2 separate regions of the Mus musculus genome follow, and region 1 is linked to region 2. The links are chromatin loops, found by intact Hi-C in ENCODE. Cell type or tissue: heart. All regions are shown on one strand. Each heading gives the region's core, and the rest is flanking DNA. Links, peaks and the distances in the headings are about the cores only.

Evidence for each region. Hi-C counts contacts between places; a loop is a spot of excess contacts. Peaks named below come from ENCODE experiments on the same cell type or tissue, not always from the same donor. Only the 100,000 strongest peaks of a DNase experiment are listed, where the experiment ranks them.
Region 1: it touches region 2 in a loop (2.2-fold over the local background); 5 of 42 quality-filtered maps call a loop at or near these places.

Annotation. Positions count from the first base shown.
Region 1 is chr17:67,997,216-68,008,620 of GRCm38, forward strand. It overlaps Arhgap28 (Rho GTPase activating protein 28), which reads right to left and starts at 6,893. Exons shown (of 18, transcript NM_172964.4): 1 at 6,680-6,893. The coding sequence starts at 6,795. In heart, for the core only: a CTCF peak has its summit at 5,698; a DNase peak (open chromatin) is centred at 6,976; H3K4me3 peaks cover 4,130 bases; H3K27ac peaks cover 3,179 bases.
Region 2 is chr17:67,947,984-67,959,388 of GRCm38, forward strand. All of the region lies in intron 1 of Arhgap28 (Rho GTPase activating protein 28), which reads right to left. Among named protein-coding and RNA genes, the nearest start is that of Arhgap28, 50 kb to the right of the region's middle. In heart, for the core only: a CTCF peak has its summit at 4,557; no DNase peak of the experiment used is centred there; H3K4me3 peaks cover 398 bases; H3K27ac peaks cover 2,589 bases.

The sequences.
Region 1 (11,405 bases), core at 3,206-8,205, 50 kb after region 2:
GAGATTGCAAAGTGGTTTTAATTTTCATTTCCATGATAGCTAGGGATCTTGAACTCCTTAAAATAGTTACTGGCCATTTGTGTTTCTTCTGAGACCTGTCTATTCAGTTCATCGGCCCATTTGTTAACTGTGAGTTTGGGAACTTAAGCTCTGCCACTCTTTATGCATTCTAGCTATGAACCCCTATTGGGGGGAATAGCTAGCAAATGTTCACTCCCATTCTCCAGGCTGTCTGTCCACTCTGCTATCTGTCCTTTCTTGAATGCAGAAGCTTTGACATTGTATGTAATACACTTGTCGAATCCCTGTGGCCATTTTCTGTGCTGCTGGGGGCCTTGCATAAACTCTCCCCTGATGTGCCTCCTCTGTGTGCTCTCTTAGTTGGCATCGAGGTTTTTAATCCTGTCTGAATACATTTTTGTGCAGAGTGAGAGATATGGATCTAATTTCGCTCTTCGGCATGTGGAAAAACGATGAACAATAATCACTTCAGCCTGGTGTGTGTGTGTGGGGGGGGGGGGGGGTGTCCAAGCCTATAATTCTAGCACTTGGCAAAGTTTCAAAACTAGTCCAGGCTATACAGGGTGTTCCAGGCTACCTGAAGCTGTGAAGAAAAACACTGTCTTAAGGAATAATAATTATTAACATTATCATTATTTAAATTACAGGAGAAATGAAACATACAAATATAGGTTACTCTTTAGTAGCTTATGCATCTTAGTAGCCATTCACTAAACGGTTGTATCTTATGTCATTCAGCATTACTTACTTATTTGTTTCTACTTTGTGTGTGTGTTTGTATGTGTTTATTTGTTTGTGTGCACGTGGGCATGAGCATGTATGCATTCATGTCCCACTGCATGCATACAGAGGTCAGATGACAACCTGCAGGAGTCATTGCTGTCCTTTCATCATGAGGCTCCTGGGGACTGAATCCGGTCATCAGCCTTGGCAGCGAGCACCTTTGCCCTCTGAGCCATCTTTCTGGCCCTCATTTTGGTTGTTTGTATGGTTGGTTGGTTGAATTTTGTTTGTTTGTTTGTTTCTGTCTGTTTGGTTGTTTGGTTTGGGTTTTTGTTTTGTTTGTTTGAACAATCAAGAAAAGGTTCATTCTCACACTACTTAAGGATGTGATTAACTTGGTATTTTCATATAAAGAGATTTAAAAATGAATTCAGCTTTTTACATGGGCAGAATTTAATAGCCAACCTTCCTTCTAAGAAATATTCCTTTATCCCTAATATCTGCCTTTGATTCCCAGCTGGAGCCGATAGCTGGAGACTGTATGGATGGGAAATAAGAACATGGCATTTACTCCAAAAGTCATTTGCTTGGCTTGACAAGAGTAAAAAGAAAATTTGATTATACATAAATTGGGATGTTTACTTGGGTTAAAATACATCTGCAGACATCCAGGTAACATCTCATGAAAGGTCCACCAGGTGTCTAGACACTTTTAAGGAATAAAGAGATGAGGTTTAATAACTACAGTCTCTCACAGAACATTTCATCTAGCATCTCTGTGATTTTTTTTCCTCTTAAAGATTCAGTAAAAAGTCCCCTCCAAAAATAAAAAAAATAAAATAAAATAAAGGAACTTGAAAAATTAGGAAATTTTTCCTAATATCCTCATGAAGCCAAGCAAGGTAAAGCTAAACCATTTCATTACATGACCACTGATGCCCACGCCTATGGGGTTCAGTTTGAAGAAGCGATGCACACAAAAGTCATAAGTTTAGAAAGAATGATAAGTGTATCATTTCATGAAACATAAATTAAGTCAAATCCAGATGAAACAAGGAAAAAAAAACTCCCAGTAGTAATTTTTGCTTCTGTGATCCACAGACAGATGCTAAAATCAGTACATGATAGTTTGGGGAAAAAAGATATTTGTATAAAATACTTCCAGGAGAATGAAGACTCGCTGCAAAGGGGAAAATGATGACTTTGTGGTATGTGAGCCAAGCAATGCCATCTCAGCCAGGTGACCAACATCAACATCATTAGGACGTTCTAGTGTCATGGACCCAGGTGACCAACACCAACATAATTAGGAAATGCTAGTATCATGAACCCAGGTGACCAAAATCAACATCATTAGGATATCATTAGTGTCATGGACCTGACAGGATGGTCCATTGTCACTTCCTCATGCTCTCACTGAATTCAAAAGAAGAACACATTGGGCTAACTCACTAAAAGTGACTTCCTATAAAATCACCAATAAGCTTGTAACAACTGCCAGGGTCATAAAAGACAGATTACCACAGCTGAGGGGAGCCTTGGGGGGATGTAGTTGAGATCACTGTGGGATCTTGGATTCAACTCTATGACCAGAAAATTAATTCTAGCAAGGAAACTAGTGAAATAAGAATATCATCTGTGGTTTAGTTAACTGTAGTAGGCCTTGGTTATTTTCTTCAGTTTGGACCATTACAAGGCTGGTTTTGCAACACGCTAACATTTTAAGGAGTCTGGGTGAGTAGTGGGCCAGCTGCAGAAGAGAGCCCATGGGCAATCCTGGCTCAAGCAGGATGTAACTGTACATCATGCAAATTAGAAGTTGAGGGGGGAAGAGGTACTTTCAGATCACGCTAAACTTGCTGAGTATTTGTATTTACGTTGGCGAGTAAGGATCAGGGAGAAGTGAATAGGTTAAAAGTGGATAGAGCAACCGGCCAAATGCTTAGCCTAATGAGAGGATCAAAGGAAATACACCAGATGTTTAGCCCCAGTTCTACAGATGGAGGCACCTCCACTCAGCAGGGAGTTCATGAAGGAAACCAGAGACCTCAGCTCTGCTTTCAACCACAACATAAAAAGTGGCCTATAAATACCTACCCTCATCTAAGAATTCCATTTCCATTACTGCTTCCGAGCCTTCTAGAACGAGCAGCCCGCCATCCCCTAGAGTTGGCTGCCCTTTGTCTAAGCATAAGCGCATATGGGCTCAGCCTCCATTGACTTATGAGAAAAAGATATTTGTCTCCTACTCTGGTTTTATTTTTCTCAGGATATAATCACCCACCTACTTACACACTTACACACACACACACACACACACACACACACAAATGTCCACATCGTTACTTCATATAACTAAGGAAATCCTTGAAAATTCAGGCAACAAGCATGGCGGTTGGCTAAATCTCTTTATACGTGAAAAGTATTTTTGATGTTTCTCCACATTCTCAGGATTCTCAGTATCGGATTGGGCCTTTCTAAAAAGCATGATGCTGAAGCTAACTTCAACAATTTATTTGCCTAGATCAGACATTTGCTGAATCTCATCTATTTACCCCCTCCCCACCCCCACCCCCAATAAAACAGACAGATTCTGTGAGACTGGCGCTTGCCTTCTGAGAAGTTAGAGCAAAGAAAGACTGTCGAGTCATCTAAATGAACTCCCGAGGAAATCATAAAAGACAACAGTGACAGGAGAAAGTGGGCATGAGAATCAGTCATCAAGTCGACCCAGGCTATACCCAGTCATAGAGTCAAGGAGCCCTGATGGCAGTGATCACAGAAAACAACCAAGAATTCTGAAGGAAACACAGAAGGATTCAAAGGGAAAGCCAGTGTTATTTCAAGTGCCCCGAACACCCCCAGACAAAGGCCAAGAAACAGGAACTTGTTTTATTCACCAGCACATTGCTTGCTCTCTGTGTCCTGACCCTCTTAGAAGGAAACAAAGGATAGCCCATACATTAAATACCACAAACTGCTTACCTACATTAAATATTGATAATTTTTTGTTATTGAAATCTGGAGAAGACATATTGCTCGCCAACCTGAATGCAGGGTCTTTTAGGTACCCAGAATTCTCACTAAAGTGCAGGTACTACTGAGATTGGAGGTAGTTTCACTTATGATATGCCATATGTAGCTGTAATTAATCAATCCATCCATCCATCCATCCATCCATCCAAAAAGGTAAGAACAAGCGATTCCCTGAACTCTTTCAAAGTCTGACATGGGAGCTGTAAAACTCAGATATTTAAATGGATCCCATTAAGTGGAGCCCCCCCCCTTCTCTCATAAGAAACCAAGAACCAAGAACACCCACTTCACACCAAGGACATCACCCGCATTTGCACCATCTCTTTCCAGTTGGTCGGTGCTCCAGGCAGCTCAAGTCACCTGCTTGAAACAGGGTGGTCATTAATGCAGGCGACAGACAGTCAAGGTCTGACAATCTTTCCCCAAGCCTGGCCTGATAGGCATAGTTTGCTGGTTATTTACTTTAACAAAATTAAATAAACAAATGACGGGCCCTAAAGAGATTTAATCGAACGGCGGACTTCACTACGGAGAAGCAGCAGAAAGAGCGTGGCAAACAGAGGCTCCCAAGGCCAGCACAGTGAGCAGCCTTTACTCTCCCTCAGCTTCCCATAGTGTTGGCAGGCAGCAGTATGGACCCCAGTTGCTGTGCCCCCCATTCTTAACTGGAAATTGGAAATCCGGTTATACCTGAACTTTCTTATACTAGAAATTGTGTCACTTCATTCCTTCCAAAGGTTCTATTGTTTCATCCTTTTACTGACAATTCTATTGGTCTGCCCACACTTTCATGGCAGGAAGAACATCTCATTTATCTTTGTGTTTCTCAGGGCTTGATGGGTTACTAACACACAGTCTGTGCAGGCAGGCTGAATCTGGCTCTTAAAAATCCTGCCATTTTATCTCGGCAAGCTTATAAATCTTTAGTAGGAACCCACTAATTTCCTCAAGAAATATTTATTTGGTTATTACATTATACCAGATACTTCTCTGGTGTTTGGATATAATGGTGGGAGATATGTTTTGGTGGAGAAAAAAATAAGACCCCAAACTCAAAACAACTAGGTACACTAGGGGCCTGAGGAGGAAGGAGGAAGGTTTAGCTTTAGCAAGTGCTAATGAATGATCTCTTTGGGAAGTCAGAGCCCACTTTCCCAGAGCCAGACTGCTCACTGTGCCACCAGTAGGCTCCAAATCCATTCGCAAGTTTAAAGAACGCATGTTCCTGAATGAGAGGGGTGCATTCTTCCAAAGCAGAACAATACCTTCTTGCTTCTTGGCTTGAAGGAAAGAATTGATCAGTAGCTAGTAAGTCAAAGGTTAATAACTGGGCCTGATAATTTCTGTTATCAGGCACATGATGGATGATGTAGTATCCTCTAGCTCCTAGTAAACACGGGAACCTCTATTTTCAGTGCTTCTACTGAGGGCCAGGGAGTTAAGCTATCCTCCCATAATTCTGCTGGGGGGGGCTGGAAGGAGGGCTGCACACTCCCATCCCCCGCCTCAGAGGAGGGAGTAACTGAGGGTCCTCTGGAGTACAAGGCAATCGGCAACATTATAAACTTAGACCCAACTGGTTTATGGTAAAGAACTGACTATGATATCAGTCAGCTCTCCCACTCTCACACATTACCATTCTACAAGACCACATGCTGAGCTAATAAAAAACAAAATCTCCCTCCAATTTGCTTTCAGCTATCTGGCTGATGCCCACAGGGACAGCTGCTAGGGTTTAAGCTACACCCAAGCCACTTAAGAATGTAGAAAACTGGCCCCTGCCTTGCATCCAATCCCATCTATTTAGTCAAGATGGTACTTTCTTCTAAAAGAATTACACACTCAATACAAAGAAGAGTTTGTATCTTCAAGCTGAGTCAAAATGATGTGCGTGACTCCGACTGCCGGAGAAAACTGGTACATCTCTCACTGTCTGTTTTAAAATGAGATTTGACTCAACCTGCTCTCTCTGGAAGAAACAATAATTTCTTTGTTAGCGAAGACCAGTATAATTCCTAAGCCAGTGCGATTGGTTCATCTCATGGATACCGTCCAAAGCATATTATGTGACATAGTCACAAATCAATTAAATTGGGAAACAGCAGTAATTATAATCACATAAAGTTAAGAGTGTGAGGAAAAGCAAGTAATTGAAAATAACAGTGATGTAAGATGCCATTAGGAGATGATATCAAAACACGCATTAGCGTAGGCTTCAAAATAAATAAGTAAAAACGTCCACTGATATAGTCGTAGAGAATAGCAAAGGAACTTCCCCTAAACACGCCAGACAGCAAACCATCTCACATTTGGAATATTTTTGACCATCCGTCTTTGGCGGAACAGATGGGCATGCCAGAGCAATGTTCTCCAGATCCCTGGCTTACTAAATGCACATGGTCACCCAAAGAAATAAACAGGAATTGCGTTGGTTGCATACAATCGGCACCGGCACTCATCAAATAATGACATCACTGTATTTAAACAATTGAGGGTATTTACAGTAGAAGTGAAATTGTTATGTCAGTGAAGGTTTCCTTTTGAGAAAAACTTTAGCTTCAAATAGTTAATCTGAGTGTCTGCGAGAACTTTTTTTCTTTTCAACCGACTTGTGTTTGGGTTCTTGGTAATATTTTAAAATTTCTCCAGTACATGGTGAGAGTCTTCCACAGAAATGGTATGTTTATCTAACTCTTGATAAAGTTGCGTCAAGACTACAAGTACCCCGCTAGCCTCAGCCAGCCACACACAGACTTTTTGCCCAGGCTGTTTCTCATCTCCAATCAGGATCATACAAAGAGCAGTCTCAGTTATCAACTCCATAAAAACTTGCCTAAGCGCTGCCCCCTCCCCGCCCCGCCCGGCGCGCGCGCGCGCGGCCCGCGGTGCCGCTCCGTACCTGCTGAGCGGATGGCTGGCCCGGGACGCGCAGCGTGGCTCAGCGCCCTGCGGTTGCGAGCGCGCGTGCGAGTGGTAGGCGGTCAGCACCACGCCGCCCGAGTCCTCCACCTCCATCCTCAGCGGCGCATGTCCCCGCGCTAACCCAGAACAAAGACCGAGACCAACGTGGACTAGCTCCGGGAGCGGGTCAGCGGCCCCGAGCGTCCGGCGCCCCAAGGCTCTGCGACTAGGACGGCCCCGCCCGCCCAAGGGCCACGCCCACAGAGTACAGCGGCAGATTAGCATACAACGCGGGCCACGCCCACAAAACAAGGCGCACCGATTAGCATAACTAAGAGCCACGCCCACAGAGTACAACAGACAGATTAGCTTAATACACCGAGGGCACGCCCACAGAGTACACCGGGCCGATTAACAAACACTGAGGGCCACGCCCACGGATCCCTGCTTCTAGGAAACTGGAAACCTGCCTGGAGCTTGCGGCTCCAGCCAGCAGCTCTAGTAAAGTTTGTGTTTTTCTTCCTTTGTTTCTCCTTTCCTCTTCTCAACCTCCTCCTCGGCCCCTTCAGACGGGAGGCTTATCCCATGGCTAGGAACATTTCCTGCCTGGCAGTCAGAAGTGAGACAGAAACCATGCCTTAGGCAAGGGGAGAAAGGCTAGGTCTGGAATGGGTGCTCTGGGGAAGAAAGGGAGAAAAATGTGACACTCTCATTTAAATGTAACACTCTCATCTGAATCGGAAATTGAAGAGCTGAATGGCACTGACGTTTGCTAGTCTAAGTGACAGCGAATTCGATTTCCCTTCTGCCCAAGCCATTCCCTCTGCACGTGCAAGCCTGAGCTTCCTTCCCATACCCTCAAGACTGCAACGCCAGACTCTTACCTCATTCCTAACATCCCTTTCCTCCACTCAGTTGTGGTCCCTGACAGATACTGTTTCCAGACTGTCTGAAAAGTACTCCTTATTGCCACGGGCTCCATGAATGCTATTTTCAGGGGGCTTTTTAAGGGAGAAGATTATAAACACACATGCACACACACACACACACACACACACACACACACACACTGTATATAACATACCCAAAAGTGCAATATAGTCTTTCTCCTGATTGTGTTTCTGGTTGGAACTGCTTTCAAAATTCTCTCCCTGTGAAACCGCTTAGAGATCATCAATCAAAGCCCCCTCCCCCACCTCTTACTCCCCGGCCACTTTCCAGAAATGGCTCTTGCTTTGTTACAGGAATAATTTCATTCTGCTCTGTGATGAAGGTAGACTCTCCAGACCATGCCTTGTGTGTTTCTTTGCTCTGGTCTGGCATCCACTTGAGTGACTCCTAATAGGTCGTGGTCTTTTTTTTTTTTACCTCCCCCCTCCCCCAAAGGCCAGATGGAACCAGGAAACTTCTCAGAATGAAACACCAAGGAGTAGAAAGCCTGAGGGGAAAACCCACCACTAACTCATGATCAAATTACCATTTTCCAGCAAGTTGGTGCTTTCTACTCAACTGGAAGCTGCTGGAAGAACTGGTCTCTCTCTCTCTCTCTCTCTCTCTCTCTCTCTCTCTCTCTCTCTCTCTCTCTCTCATATCCCAGAGCCCCTCCTGTTTCACATAGCACACACTCCAGAGAGGAAGGTGTGCTGGATAGTGTTTATCAACTTGACACAAGCTGAGGTCATCTGCGGGGAAGGAGCCTCAATTAAGAAAATGCCTCCATAAGAATCAGGCTGTAGGCAAGCCTGTAGAGTGTTTTCTTAACTAGGGACTGGGGGAGTGGGGGTAGCCCATTGTGAGTGGTGCTGGCACTGGGAAGGTGGCCCTAGGTTCTAAAGAAGGCATGCTGAAGAAGCCGTGGTGAGCAAGCTAGAGAGCAGCACCCCTCCATGGCCTCTGCCTCAGCTCCTGCCTCCAGGTTCCTGCCCTGCTTGAGTTCCTGCCCTCACTGCTTTTGATGAAGAACTGTGAACTGGAACTGGGAGGGAAATTAACCCTTTCCTCCCCAAGTTGCTTTTGCTCATGGTGTTTCATTCCAGTAATAGTAACCCTACCTAGGTCAGAAGGCTTGGTGATGAATGAATGAATGGATGAATGAATGAATGAAATGAATGGCTGGAATACAAGTGGATTGGTAAAGTAGATAGTACTCTTCAGGGTAGTGGTTCTTAGCTTTCAAGCTAGCCAAGGGATTTTTCCAAGTGACTCATATTGCTTCATAGCACTGAATCGAGCAACAAAAACAAGTTCTCTGTGTACTTCCATTTTTTGTGTGTGAGCTACAAAGTACAGCTTTTGTCAGCATCCTTGAGTTTTCAGGTTGCAAAAAGATGCCAGACTGCACATGTTGTGTGGCACAATGTGTTACTCAAGCTCCTTCCATTAACCCTTCAGATTGTCCGACCTGATGTGACTTATAGTCTCTAAGGGCTGGATCGGGTCATCTGTAACACAAGAGAGAAACCAGCAGGAAATCTAGAGAGATGGGGAGAAAGGTTGTGTGCACCAATCCTCGGTCTGATTTGCTACAGGGAGGGGGTGTTTCTTCTCTCTGAAGCTGTGACCTTGATGGTAGCTGTATGCTGCTCTCTGGAGTCTAGTAACCACTACTTGGTAGACAGACCTAGGGGTGGTGATGGCTAAGTGTTCCTGAATCACGACATACTTCTTCCTTTACTATGGGTACAACTTTAGAGACAGTCCCTCTCTTGCTAAGCTGTCCTTATCACCTGTGCTGCATGATCCTTCCATCAAGACATCGGCCTGCCGGAGAATCTTTGTGGGGCAGAATCCCTTAAGTGAAACTGCTGATGTGGCCGCACTGGAATAGTCCTGCTTTCCACTAAAGACAAAAATTGGTCTGTACAAGTGTTTTCTCAGTGAATAATTTTCAGCCTAAACAAGTTTAGTAATATAGACACCATGAAATCCATTTGGGGGCCTGAGCTCTGAGGTGGGACACCTGTCTGGCATGTGGCTCATGACCCTGAGTTTGATTCTAATTGATCCTCAGGATTGAAAGAGAAGAGGTGGGGACAAGGGTTGAAAACAAAAAGACCTTCAGGCTAGGGATGACAGCTTAGGGCAGTGACAACTCGCCGGGTTGTGGAGTGAGTCCACACGAGGACCTTCGGGAAGATAAAGTTATCTGGACAGTGGACCATGGGCATTCGTTCTGAAATAGGACTTCCTGTTTGTTGGAGACAGGGTAAATGGAAGCAAGTTTGAGTTTCCTGTGCCAAGTACTGGGCTTAGAATCAGGAAACATGGGTGTCCACACCAGCCCAACACCGGCAAAACATGGGGCTCCGAGCAACATGCTAGTTTGTAGACCTGTTTCTGCACATTTGAAAGAAAGGAACTTACCTTGCATCAGGGTTCTATTCTGCTGTAGATGTCAAAACATCAGCCCACAGATGCTTCAGCGAGTGTTCTCAGCACCAAGTTACATCCGGACTGTGGACCCCAGGCCAGGATAAAGCATCGCTCAACCTTATTCCGGGATTTCTGAGGTCTGAATCCAGGCTCTTAAGTGTTAACAGAAAAGGTTTCCTGAGATGTAAAATGCACACTTCCTTACTTGATGTAAATAAGTAGGGCTTAATTTATGTTTCCTTGTGTAACTTCTCATAAACCTACTTAGTATGCTAAAGGTTATATACCACTAACATAAAAATAATTAAGTGGTAATTACATTTATTTTTTTGGACACATAGTTATTTCTGTATAGGGGTATGTATAATTTATTCTCATTATCTGCTCTTAGAATGCATTGAGGATTAACAGGGTTTTTTTTTTTTTTTTTTTTTTTTTGTATTTATTGTAGCTCTGTCAATAGGTGGACATGAAGAGCCATCAGAGATCTGCAGAATATGGGGACCCTGGGTGCAACAAGACTCCACTTATTCAATGAACAGAAGAGAACAGTCAAAAAGGCCAGAGATTCAAGTCTGGGTCTGGATAATAGGATTGCCACTTACTGATGAGACTGTTCTCATTCCTCATTTGAAATGTGAGAACTGACCAAAATTGGTAGAAAAGCAAAGAGCTTATCTTTTAAAACTTCTGTTACACTAGTAAACGTAACTGTGCTGGCCAGTCGGATGTCAGCTTGACACAACCTAGAGTTATCTGAAAGGAGGGAACCTAAATAGAGAAAATGCCTCCATGAGATCCAGCTATAGAGCATTTTCTTAATTAATGATTGATGGCGAAGGGCTCAGCCCACAGTAGGTGGCACCATCCGTATGCTGATGGTCCTGGGACCTATAAGAAAGAAGGCTGAGCAATGCATGAGAACAAACCAGTAAGTTCCACTTCTCCATGGCCTCTGCATCAGCTCCTGCCTCCAGGATTCTGCCCTGTTTGAGTTCCTGTCCTGACTTTCTTTTATGATGAACAGTGCTGTGGAAGTGTAAGCCAAATAAACCCTTTCCTCCCCAACTTCCTTTTCTGCCACGGTGTTTCCTCACAGCAATACAAACCCTAACTAAGACAGTATCATACACACTTGATAAATGCGCATTCACTTCCTTCTCTCTTATTATTCCAGTCACTGGGGTCTCCCTTTCAAGCCTTCCAGAAGTATCCTTGGAGTCCAAACATCAGTGAATAGCAGGGTGCCCCAGCTTTGACGATTCCAAGGTATAGAGACAACCCAGCATGTCCAGTTCTATAAGGAAATGGAGGAAAACAGGACATTTAATGAAAACCTTCACATGGACAAA
Region 2 (11,405 bases), core at 2,550-7,549:
GACCTCAATGGAGCCAAGAAGGAAATCCACTTACCTGTTGGACGCTGATTTTGGCACGAGCATGCACAAGGACTATGTTCACATCAACACCGCTAGCAACTGCAGAGGGCTCAGGCTAATCTTCCCGGCCCTCTGGCTCCATGTTTACCTGCCTACTCCTCGAAATTTGCTCGGTAAAATGGGTTCTTCCAAGCCTATTGTTTTTGCCTCACTGATGTCATTTAACAATGAGCATCCATCTAAGTCAACCTGCCAAACAATCTCCAGTGTGGTTTATTTTTTTTATTTGTTTTTAAATCTTTTATCTTTCTCCTTAAATATTCTACAAGTGTCCGTGTCCCTAGGAAATGACCCCCTTTTCAGCCTCTCCTTCCTTCTGCTCAGATAAGTGTAGGGATGACTGTCCTGGATACAATCATCTGTCTCTGACTGGTCTCATCACTGAGCATCAATATAACTCAGAGCTCCAAGCATCTCACCTCTGCATCTCCTGACCTCTGTGCCCTCATTGCACTTCTCTGCTTAACTGTTTCCCCCTCGAGTTTCAGAAGGCTCCCGGGTAGGGCACTGCATTCCTCTCAGTTCTAGCCCTAATCTAACCAGACACAAAACCTGCAGTCCTGCAGGCAGCTCAAATTATGGTCTTCCAGTAAATCTTGACTTAGTCGTCCCCTTACCTCTGAGAGCCACAGATTCTCCTTTAGCTCGGCTTACAGGCTATTTTATTTATTTATTTTTTAGACTCAGGCGGCACCTTGGCAAATAAGCCCTACTGTGACTGTGCCACATCTTTGGAGTCCCTTATCTGTAAAAGATGCCCCGCCCCAAGTGGCTAAGTGTGGTCCTGCCCCAACCCCATGCTTCTCTTCCTTTATGATCATACAAAGTCCTTTGTTTACAGTCCCAAATCTAAACATTAGTCATATTTTGCTTTGGATTAGCTCAACTGCTAGTTAATGAATCTTTAGCCTGCAGTTTAGCAGGGGCCTTTTACGAAATTTTGTCTGTAGAAGACAGATACCTGTCCAAAGGTAGTGGCTGGAAGGCAGTGGTAATTATACACAGAACCCCGGCTGTGAGAAAGAACACATGTGAAGCGAATTCATTATTGCTTAAAGACTTAAGGTAGGGCTCCGGTTAGGAGATGCCCACTGGGGCACAAGTCATTTCTTTAAAAATTATTTTAATCATTAAATTTAATGAATTTATAAAGCTAGTCATTATTTTCAGAAATGAGGGAGTCAAGCTAATAATCCCACCCTAGGCTTCGTGCTGGAAATGTTTACGGCACCCTGGGTCTGTAATTCTCAGGTGCTTTTGTTTATGACCGAAATCCGAGATAAAAGTTGTAACCACTCACTAATGCATACATTATAAAGTAAGCAACATTTCATCAAGGTGTGTGTGTGTGGGGGGGGACTTTTTGGAGTCTCCCAGAGACTCCAAAAAGAAAGTGCGGTGGGGTCCAAGTGATCTTTACTTTTGGATTACCAAATGCAAAAGTTAGAACAATTTTAAAACAAAGTAACAGTGGATGCAGATCTTAAAATATAAAGATAGTGTATTTAAGTTAAAAAAACAAAACAAAACAACAACCACAAAAAAAACCCACTCCATCACAGGACTTAAAAGTAATTTAAAGGAAATAAAATTCAAAGCCCAAGCTGTCCTGCCTCCCCTGGCCCCTGTGTCCGCCGATACACAGTGCGGACAGGACCAGGGAAGGTTTGCTGAGAGCCAGCGCTTGTGTTTCTGCATCGAAAGCCCCTGCAATTACGCTCATTAGGCCTGGGTTTCATGACACAGTAAACATGGGTGCTAATTCATCTGGAGGAGCCTGCACACAGGAAGCAAGACAGAGACCAGGGAAAGGAAGGGCAGATGCAAGGAACAGATACGGATCGTCCAAACTCAAAGTCCCCAAACCCCAGGGCAGAAGGCTACCCTGTGGAGCAGTACAGAATGAAGGTCCTACCCACCCACCTTCTGTGGGACCAGAGCAAAGGCCACTCCTGGATGGTGATGTCCTTTGTCCCAGAACTGAAATCAAGCTGAAAGGCTTGTTACCCTGACTAGAGAAGAAAAGTGTTTCCACCCGGGTGGAACACCTGGCCCAAGTCTACTTCAGTAAATGTTACTAAAATTAGCTACCTGGAGCGATTGGATTAGATTGTTTCAAGCCACCCACCTCAAACCCCCGGAATTGCAACAGAGAGCCTTCAGGGCATTCACTGCTAAGACATCTATTAGAAACCAGTCTTCCATATTAGTAACAAGATTTACTTTGTTTCTTTCTATACCGAGTATTAGCAGCTCACATTAATACCATCAAATTTTAAAACAACCTGCTTTAAGGGACTGAAAAGATCACAACTTAGAATCATCACACTGTGTACCCATAAACTACCAAGATGATTATCATCAGAGCCACTAAAGCATCCACTGGAAACTGGACTTCACAAACGGCCCTAGCAGCCAACTCTGCTCCTCCTTTTAAAGCCTCAGAAAGGAATCCAAAGCCTGAGTTGATGCTGGAAGAAGCATCAAGACTTACCACCGGTCAGCAGGGCAAAAAAGCTCGTTGACAGCACTCTGAGAGAGGCACAGTACAGCTCTACCATGCTGTGCTCTCAGGACCTGGAGGCAGGGGAGCCATCTCCAGCCAGCCTTCTCCACACACCACCAAGTGCTGCCCTGTCCCCAGAGGACAAGCAAGCACGGCTGGGCCCTGTGGCCTAGGAACAAAGGGCAGTAGAGTTTCTGGGCTCTGTGGAGAACTTACTCCCTTCTTGCTTCAGCTATTTAAGGAGGTTGTGCTTGCCGGACAAAAGCTGCCTGCCTCACCGTCTTCCTGTTTGTGTCTGAGCTCAAACTTCCATCCATTTCCCCAAGGAAGACTTACTTTCAAAGTGCAATTAGCAGTAGGAAGGCTGACCTGGAGAAGCGTGGCAGTGGGTGAAGGCTGAGATCTAGAGCCATGCCTTCCCTAAGTAGACACGGGCTCTATTAAAAGTTCTGTAAGAGTCGGAGGCAAAAGCTGGATCTCTTGTGATATAGAAGCGTTTCTCTCTTCAGACTTTTAATGTGAAATGTAGAAGGGAAAAGAATTTGTGGCTGATTAATTCAATATGTGCCGAGCCATAATGCAGACACAAACTGCGCCTATGGTCAGAAGGTAAGGGTTTGATTGCAGAGAGCTTTGCCACTGAAAGCTTCTAAGATCTTGACACAATCCAGTCTCTTCTGGACCTCCAAGTTGTTCATCTGAGTTCATGGGACTAATAACGCTTACTCTGCAAAGTCACTGTGAGAAGTGCGAGCAGTGAATGTAAAAGGTCTCATGCTTAGGCTCATCTGAAAGTCAGATCAGTGGAAAACCGGGCTTGGCATGCAGAAAGCTCTGTGTTCCATCCCCAGCAACACACACGCACACACACACACATACTCATACACACTCAATTACATTCACATACTCATATATATGCTCACACAACTCACACATATGCACATAGACACTCACACATATGCACAGACACTCACACATAAGCACATAGACACTCACATATATGATTACAAAACACAAGCACACACTCACACACATGCACATATACACTCACATACACATATATATGTTCACACAACGTACACACACATATATACTCACACAACACACAAACATACTCACACAACACACACACATGTACTCACACAACACACACATATACTCACACAATACACACACATGTACTCACACAATACACACACACACTCACACAACACACACACACACATATACTCTCACACACACATGTACTCACACACACACACACACACACACGACCATCCTGTAATCGCAGCATGATGCTTAACTTCCTAACTATTACAGACTTATCAGACAGCAGTAGCTAGATTTTTAAAAGCCAGCATACTTCCTCTCAAAAATTACAAGCTAGAGCTGTAGCTAAGTGGTAGAGCACTTGTCTAGCTTGCTCTGGAACGCGGGTTCAATTCCCAGCACAGGAGAAAATGATTTTAATTAAAAAGGGTAACTTTGTTTGCATGCTACGCAACTGCCCGTGAGCATGAAGATTTAAGGAGAGGTAGGACACTCCCTTGCTCTCCAGCTGAACAGTTCCAGTGCCATGAACTGTGCTTGGCACCTAACATCACTAAATCCATGTCAGTGAGTGGAAAAGAAATCAGTTACGTGAATGAGAGGCTAAGTGCGCCATTCCTGACAAAACCAGGCACAGTGTTTGACTGACAGTTAAGCCTGACTGACATGAGTTCAGGCTGAGCATCTGTCTGAAACCCCAAATCTGAATGGCTCCCCCAAATTGGAATCTTTAGAGCAGCCCATCAGGTCGGGGCTTCCAGTTTCAGATGTTCTGATCAGGGATGTGCAAATGTCCCAAAGTCTTTAAAAAAGAAAAAAAAAAATCTGAGCTCTAAAATCTTAGAGTAGATCTCAGATGTCTGGAATATGTATGGGATATGAGACGCACAGGCACCACGCCACAGTAGTGTGTGCACACAGCCACTTCCATGGAGGAAATCCCAGGGGGCGTGAGAGGAAAAGCTTTTGAAAACAACTTCAAAATCAGAGCTGTACGTTCACTTTTATTTTTATGATTTAAACTAGCGAGAAGGTTTAGATCTCATTGAGATTTTTAAACAGTGCATTTTAGTGATTCTCCTTCCCACATGCGCATCTCCCCCCTCACCTCTGACCCCTTATGACCTGGCCCCCTTCCCGTCTCCTTTCCTCTGTGTCCTATATCCACCCCCATCCTTTTTGATCACCTCCTGCTGCCCTGCGTTGGTCTCCTTCCTAGTTTCTGTGAGGCTCTGTCCACATGAGTGCACACGTACACACATGCACATAACATACAACAGGGTCAGTGTGTGAGGAGGACTGTGCAGTTTGTGTCTTTCTGTCTCTTGCTCGTATCATGCTTCCCAAATCCACCCACACTCAGGGCTGCTGTTCTGGGGAGTCAAGTGAGGAATATACACGGGACCTTCATAGGTGCAACGCTCAGTAGAAAGACGTTAACTCACTGAAGAAAACTTGACCTTCGAGTTTCTCACGCCTGCTTCTGTTAAACCTCTAAGCTTGTTCTCTTGAGCCCTGTATACCCCGGAGAGGGTGTCAGGAGACTCACTGAATATTTTTTTTTTAAGAGCATTACCTTGACATGAAGAATAAAGACTTGGGTCCCTTGTGGCTCTTATGATCCACTTACTAATGTTTGATACAAGCTTGCTGGGGGAGAAGATGGCATATGAAACAATCCACTGTTTAGGTTTTCTCTTTACTGCCTGTGACGAGGTCACGGCAGACAAATTCCTTGATGGTTATTCATGGATCCACGTGTAAGGAAGAAAGTGGTTTCATTAGGTATTTGTCCATTTCATGTAGAGACTAAGAGAGATCCGACTCTTCACAGAGTGCACATGAAAAGGTCATGTGGCACACTGTTCCCTACTTCTCGGGAGGCCTCTCTGTTCCCTTCAGGAAGAGAACTTCCCTGGCCCACTCTTTTCCTCTGGACTCTTCAGGCTCCCGCTTTTTAATGTAAAATGAGACTAATCCCATTAAGCTGTCCTTGTAAGTGGTAATAGTGGGAAAATAAATATTTAGAATTGCTGACTCTGAATGACGTCATTTCAGTTCCCAAATAGAACCAGTCCGATCTTATCCGTAAACCTCCTACAGATTTAGCATGGTAAGTCTCCAAAGAACAGAGGAAGGTGGTGAAATAACACCAGACTCCACTGAAGCCAGGGCTTCGCCTCTGTAGAAGGGCAAGCACCTGGGTCATGTGTGAGAAGACGGCTGCATCCTCTGCAGACAGAAAGGAACCGCAGAAGAATCTCTGCGTCCACAAGGAACTGCTCTCACCTGTCTGTCTCTATGACCTCACTTTTCAAGGAAAGGATTCCCCCTCTTCTTCCTCTAGTTTCTCCTCTTGCTCAGAACTGCAAACGCTGGAGGCATTTTTAATTGCCTGACTACAGACTCTAAGGAGTTCTGAAATGGATTTTTAGCAGTTGCTGGGTTTCTCAAGCTTGCATTTAGCTTCCAGCCTGGAAAGTGCACAGGGTTTGTGAATTCAGCTCCACGAGGTGATCAAGGCACTAACTCTGCCTTTTCCAGAACAGCAACTTCAGCCTGGAGCTGGAGGAGGGGAGGCTGGGGCTCTTTGAAGCACCCAGAAGCTCTGGCATTCCTCCCCTGGCATGCTGCTCTGTGGCCAGGTAGCTGCGGTAGAAATCCTTTACTGCCCCCTTTCTGGCACACTTAATCAAGACCTGCACCCACCGTATTTGATTGGTGAATAAAAAGATAAAGTCGGGGAGCCGGCCAAGACTCTGGTAGGCTGTTTTTGTTGTTATGCAAGTCTCACTTCAATGCAATTTATCAATAACTGGGGAACATCTAACATTGCTAGTATTAAATAAATGTCTTCTACAGGACAGAACATATAAAGATCTGTCTTGTAGGAGAAGAGAATTTATAGGTCTGACAATAAAGGAACAAATATCACAGAACTGTGCCTGCTGTCCACAGATCCCAAGTACACACACATCACAATAAAAAAATGGTTTTCCTTGTTCTTGTGTGCTGCCTTATAGTGGGTAAAACTTTCCTACGAGCTGGCTCCAATAACTAACCTGTAAGGAATAAAGCAGGGAAAACAAAGTCACACGGAGGGGTTCATCTCCACAGAGGAATATTTGAATTGTTACATTAATTCCAAGAGGGCAGGACTATTTCTTTTTTAAGGCGAGTAACAGAGACAGTATCTCTTGCTCTTTTTCTCCATCCTAACTTGCTGCAGAGAGGCTCGGCTGTGCTCAGAAGACACAGATTGGTAGGTTAACCTTCATAGTCTACAACTGATTCAAATGCTACGAAGACAGATGGAAATCACTGTGGCACAAAGGTAGCATGTAACAAGGGAGGGACATACAGCCTGATATTAAACTTGCCAAGTACACAGGTTAAGGACATGGCTCAGTTGGAAGAGTGCTTGCTTAGTAGTCATGAGCCCTGGGTTTGTTTCATCCTCAGTACCACGGAAAATGAGCCTTCCTGGAACATGTCTGTAAGGACCTGCACCAGGGAGGCAGAGGCAAGAGGACCAGAAGAGCATCCTCCGCTAGAAAATGAACTGGCTGGCGGCCAGCCTGGGATACATGCAACGTTGTCTCAAAAGCAGAATGCAAAGCACCAAGTGAGAAGGGCATGGGTTTAAGTCCACTTCCAGCTGTATGAGCTCAGACAAACTTCTCAATCTCTCTGAGCTGTGCCTTCTTCATGAATGAAAAGGACCACCTTGTTAGGTCGTGGCAATAATTAAATAAATCATAAACGCCAGCCCCTTAACGTAGTACTTTTAGAAATTCCCCAATCGACAGCTCAGATTTAGAGAAACAAAATCAAACAGAACACATTTGAATGGACAGAGATGTTTAAACCCGTCGTACAATAGGGGATTCCTTCTTATACCTGGAAGAGTCTGAACACACAAGCTGCCCCCGAGCCACATACTTGATACATGAAAGATGACGTAGGAAAGGGTTTCACAAAGAGTGAGAGTCCCAAATCGCCCCTTACCTCTCAACTGTCATACCCCTTACCTGTCTGGGACGTGCCTCCACAGTCCTGGGTTCAATCTGAACACTTCAGCTGATCCTGCACGCAGTAATCTCCTGCACTATTCTGTAGAGAGTCTCCAAGGGTGCCTTAATGTCTAGAAGACTCTTAGCATGTCCTCATAAACTGATGAGATTGTCCCTTCAACTATAAACAAGTAGGAAACCAGATTAAGTCTAAGAAACTGTTTACAGATATTAGACACAGGAAGTATCGGATACGGTCCAAAGACGAGGGACCAAGCAGGGCTTTCTGGGAGTTAATCCCAGCTCTCTCTCTGTCTGACAGGAGGCTCCGACTGCAGAGGGAGACCAAACTCAAGAGCACTGTGGTCTCCTCCAGCTGGGGGCACAGAATGGCATTCTGGGAGGCTCAGGCAGAAAGAATCTGCGAGGGAAAGCACCAAGTGCCAGACAGGAAGGAGGGAGGCAGACAAAGAGCTCAAGAATCCACAAGGCATTTCCTTGGGTTTGAGGCTGAATATCAGGTCACGGTGTTCAGGGTCAACTTTATGGAGTCTGACAAAAAACAAATGAGTTTCTATAAGTTAAACAATCCCCAAGTCCCCTTTGCCTGGCTGACATGTGAGCCTTGTCCAGTTGGAATAGAAAGTCTTTGTCAGAGAGACTGGGGCTTTTAGGTCACGACCTCAGAAGTCTACTTTGGTGAAGCTCAGTCATTTCTGAAAGGCTACTCTAGGTCTGCCCTAAACATTTTAATGGAAATAAGACAAAACCTTCACTTATCTTGCACTAAACAGCAACAAGACGAACACAAGCCCAGCATTCAAGCCAACGTAACTCCCATACAAGGAAAGAAAGGAAGGACGGGCACAGGGATTTAGACACAGCTGGATGGAGGACCTCACACACCAGCAAATGGAAGCCCAAGTGTAAACATGCTCAGATTACGAAAACGCCTAAAAGGAAACACATGAAGGGACAGATGGAAGACAGGAACCTTGAGACTCTCTGGAGATGAAAGATGTGTCTGAAATGAAGAATATATTGGGCAGGCTTATCAGTCCATGACTAGTCACAAAACAAGAGTCCAATAAATTTGAAGACTAAACAATATGAAAAAAAAAAAAACTGGAACAGACAAGGTTAGGGAAGGGGGTGCAGGAATTGAAGAGTTTCCCGGTGACCTGTGGGACAAAGAGTAATCTAACAGACCAGTTAATGGAGTCCTAGATAGGGAAGGAAACCAATTTTAAAAAATAGCGGTTGAAATCCCCCACCCCAAATCTGTTGGAAATGATAAATCATAGCTTGAAGAAATTTGGTGAACTCCAAGAAAAGACAAGGAAAAGAAAACCAAAGTCTCGTGCCATGATACCCTCACGGAAAAGCAAATCAAGAACAAATACCAGAAGCAACAGAGTAGAGACAGAGAAGCTACGTCCATAAGGACTAGGAAAGAGGGAGCATAAAGCAACATCAGAAGAAGCTACAGCCAAAGGCAGGAAAAGGGCATCTCTAGAGGGCTGAAAGAAAAAAAAAATACTTAGCTTCTAATTCTATATCCAGTAGAGTATTTTCTTGGAAAATAAAAACGGGATAAATAATGTCTTAGACATACCCAGGAACACAGAGGACGCACAGGCAGCCACTCTGCCCTTTAAGAAGTGTTGGAGAGGATTTAAGTTCTGGCAAAATGATACTCAATGGAAACTTGGAATAAAACCAGAGAATCAAAGCTTTTTTTGGGGGGGGGGGGTGGAGAGGGAACACAAAAAGAAACTGTTTTCTTGCTTTTTATTTCTCTTAAGAGTGACTTAAAACAAGAATAGCAACAATATTATCATACAGCGTGTGACGGATGCTGCAAGTGCATTGTGTGGCAATGGCAGCCAGCAGTTCAGGATGGAGAAAGCAAAATCACAAAGGCATCAGGGCCTTACACAGTCAGTGAAAATGTTATGGAGAGTTAAAGTCTGGTAGTGTAAAGTATAAAAGCACTGAACAAAGAGATGTATCATGAAAGACAAGACAAAAACAAAAAAGGATTTAAAAAATATATTTTTTTCAAGAATCCAAAAAGAAGGCCAGAAAAGATGGGGGGAAATGTGAAGAGGAAATAGTGGGCAACTAGAGTTTGCACATATCCACCACCCACAGGAAACACACTCTAACTAGAAAGACCCAGGCACCACACACAGCTACCATCAGCAGGAAACACACTGTCACTATAAAACACAGATACCAGCTACATCTACCACCCATGGGAAATACAATGTAACTGTAAAGTCACAGGCAGCACACACATCTATCACCCACGGGAAACACACTGTAACTATAAAACACAGACATCAGCTGCATCCACAGTCCACAGGAAATACACTGTAACCATAATGTCACAGACACTACACACATCCACAGTCCACAGGAAATACACTGTAACTATAAAGACACAGGCACCACACAGGGGAAGTCAAAGTGTAGACTAACTGTACCACTTAAATACCAATTCTAAGGATGCTGGGATGATCACACTCAATAAAGCGCAGTCAACCTCTGTGTCACCTACATGCAGGTGTTACAAGGTCAATGGAGACTGGCAGAACAGTCATGGGAGAGTAAGCAGCACCAAGATAAAGCCAGAAGACACACACACACGCACACACACACACACACACGAACGAAGATCTGCAAATGCAGAAAGAGAAAAAGATGACTTAGGCAGTAAAAGAATGATGGTTTGGATATGAAATGCCCTTGGCAGACTCATACGTTGAAGTCTGGATCCCCATTGATGGTGGGGTTTGGAAGCACGCTGGAAACTTAGGAAGGAGTAGGTCATTAAGGATGTCGTTGGGTTTTTATCTTCTCTGGACCTCTTTCTCCGTTGGCCTCAGGACCACCTTGAAGGTAAGAGCGTTGTTCCACGACTTCTACCATGATACTCTGCCTTATTACAGGCCAGAGCATACCAGGGCAAGGTGACCATGAGTGGAAACTTTGAGCCAAAGCAAAGGTGTCTTCCCCCACCTCTCACTCATGTTGTTTTCTCAGATATCTCTCTAACTTGGAGTCTCAAGCTGCCACACAGGGCCCCCTCCAATCTCAAACAGCCCCATGGGCAGAGAAGGCTGGTGCTGGGCTGACAAGCTCTAACTCCAAGATCATGTTGGGAACAGTCATGGGCTTGATTGTTCTTTTATTAAGAAAAAAAAAAAAGTAAAGAAAAGATAAAGACTATCAGTATCAGCAAAGAGAAGATGATCCCTAAACTCTACAAATGGAAAACAGATGATAATGACGTATTCTTAACTGGTACGCAGTGTATGCCAAGAAACCCCAGTTTATATGAAAGAGATATATTCCTTGCAAGATGAATTCCTGGAACTGACAGGGAGAAATGGAATCTACGCATGTTGATGCTGATAAGGTAGGGTACTCCCACAGGGAAAACTCCAGGCTCAGACTCCTTTACTGATACACTACTCCCCAGCAACAGAGCAACACGCAATACGAATGTGCACAGAAGACACTGGCACGGGACTGCTCCATTGTATAAAACCAGGTCTAACTCAGAAACCCCGTACAAAGTGGTTCTGAGAATAAAAACCTAAAGATGGGTCTTATTCATAAACCCGCAGGGAAGGCCTGGCAACCACTGATGACACTGGTCCTGGTGGCTAAAGCCTGTGGCCAGCATTAGTGCTGAGTCAGAAGTTTTGCTTTCTGTTTTTCTTGAACACTGTAACTTGTCTGCTGAAGAAACACCTGGTATGCAACCA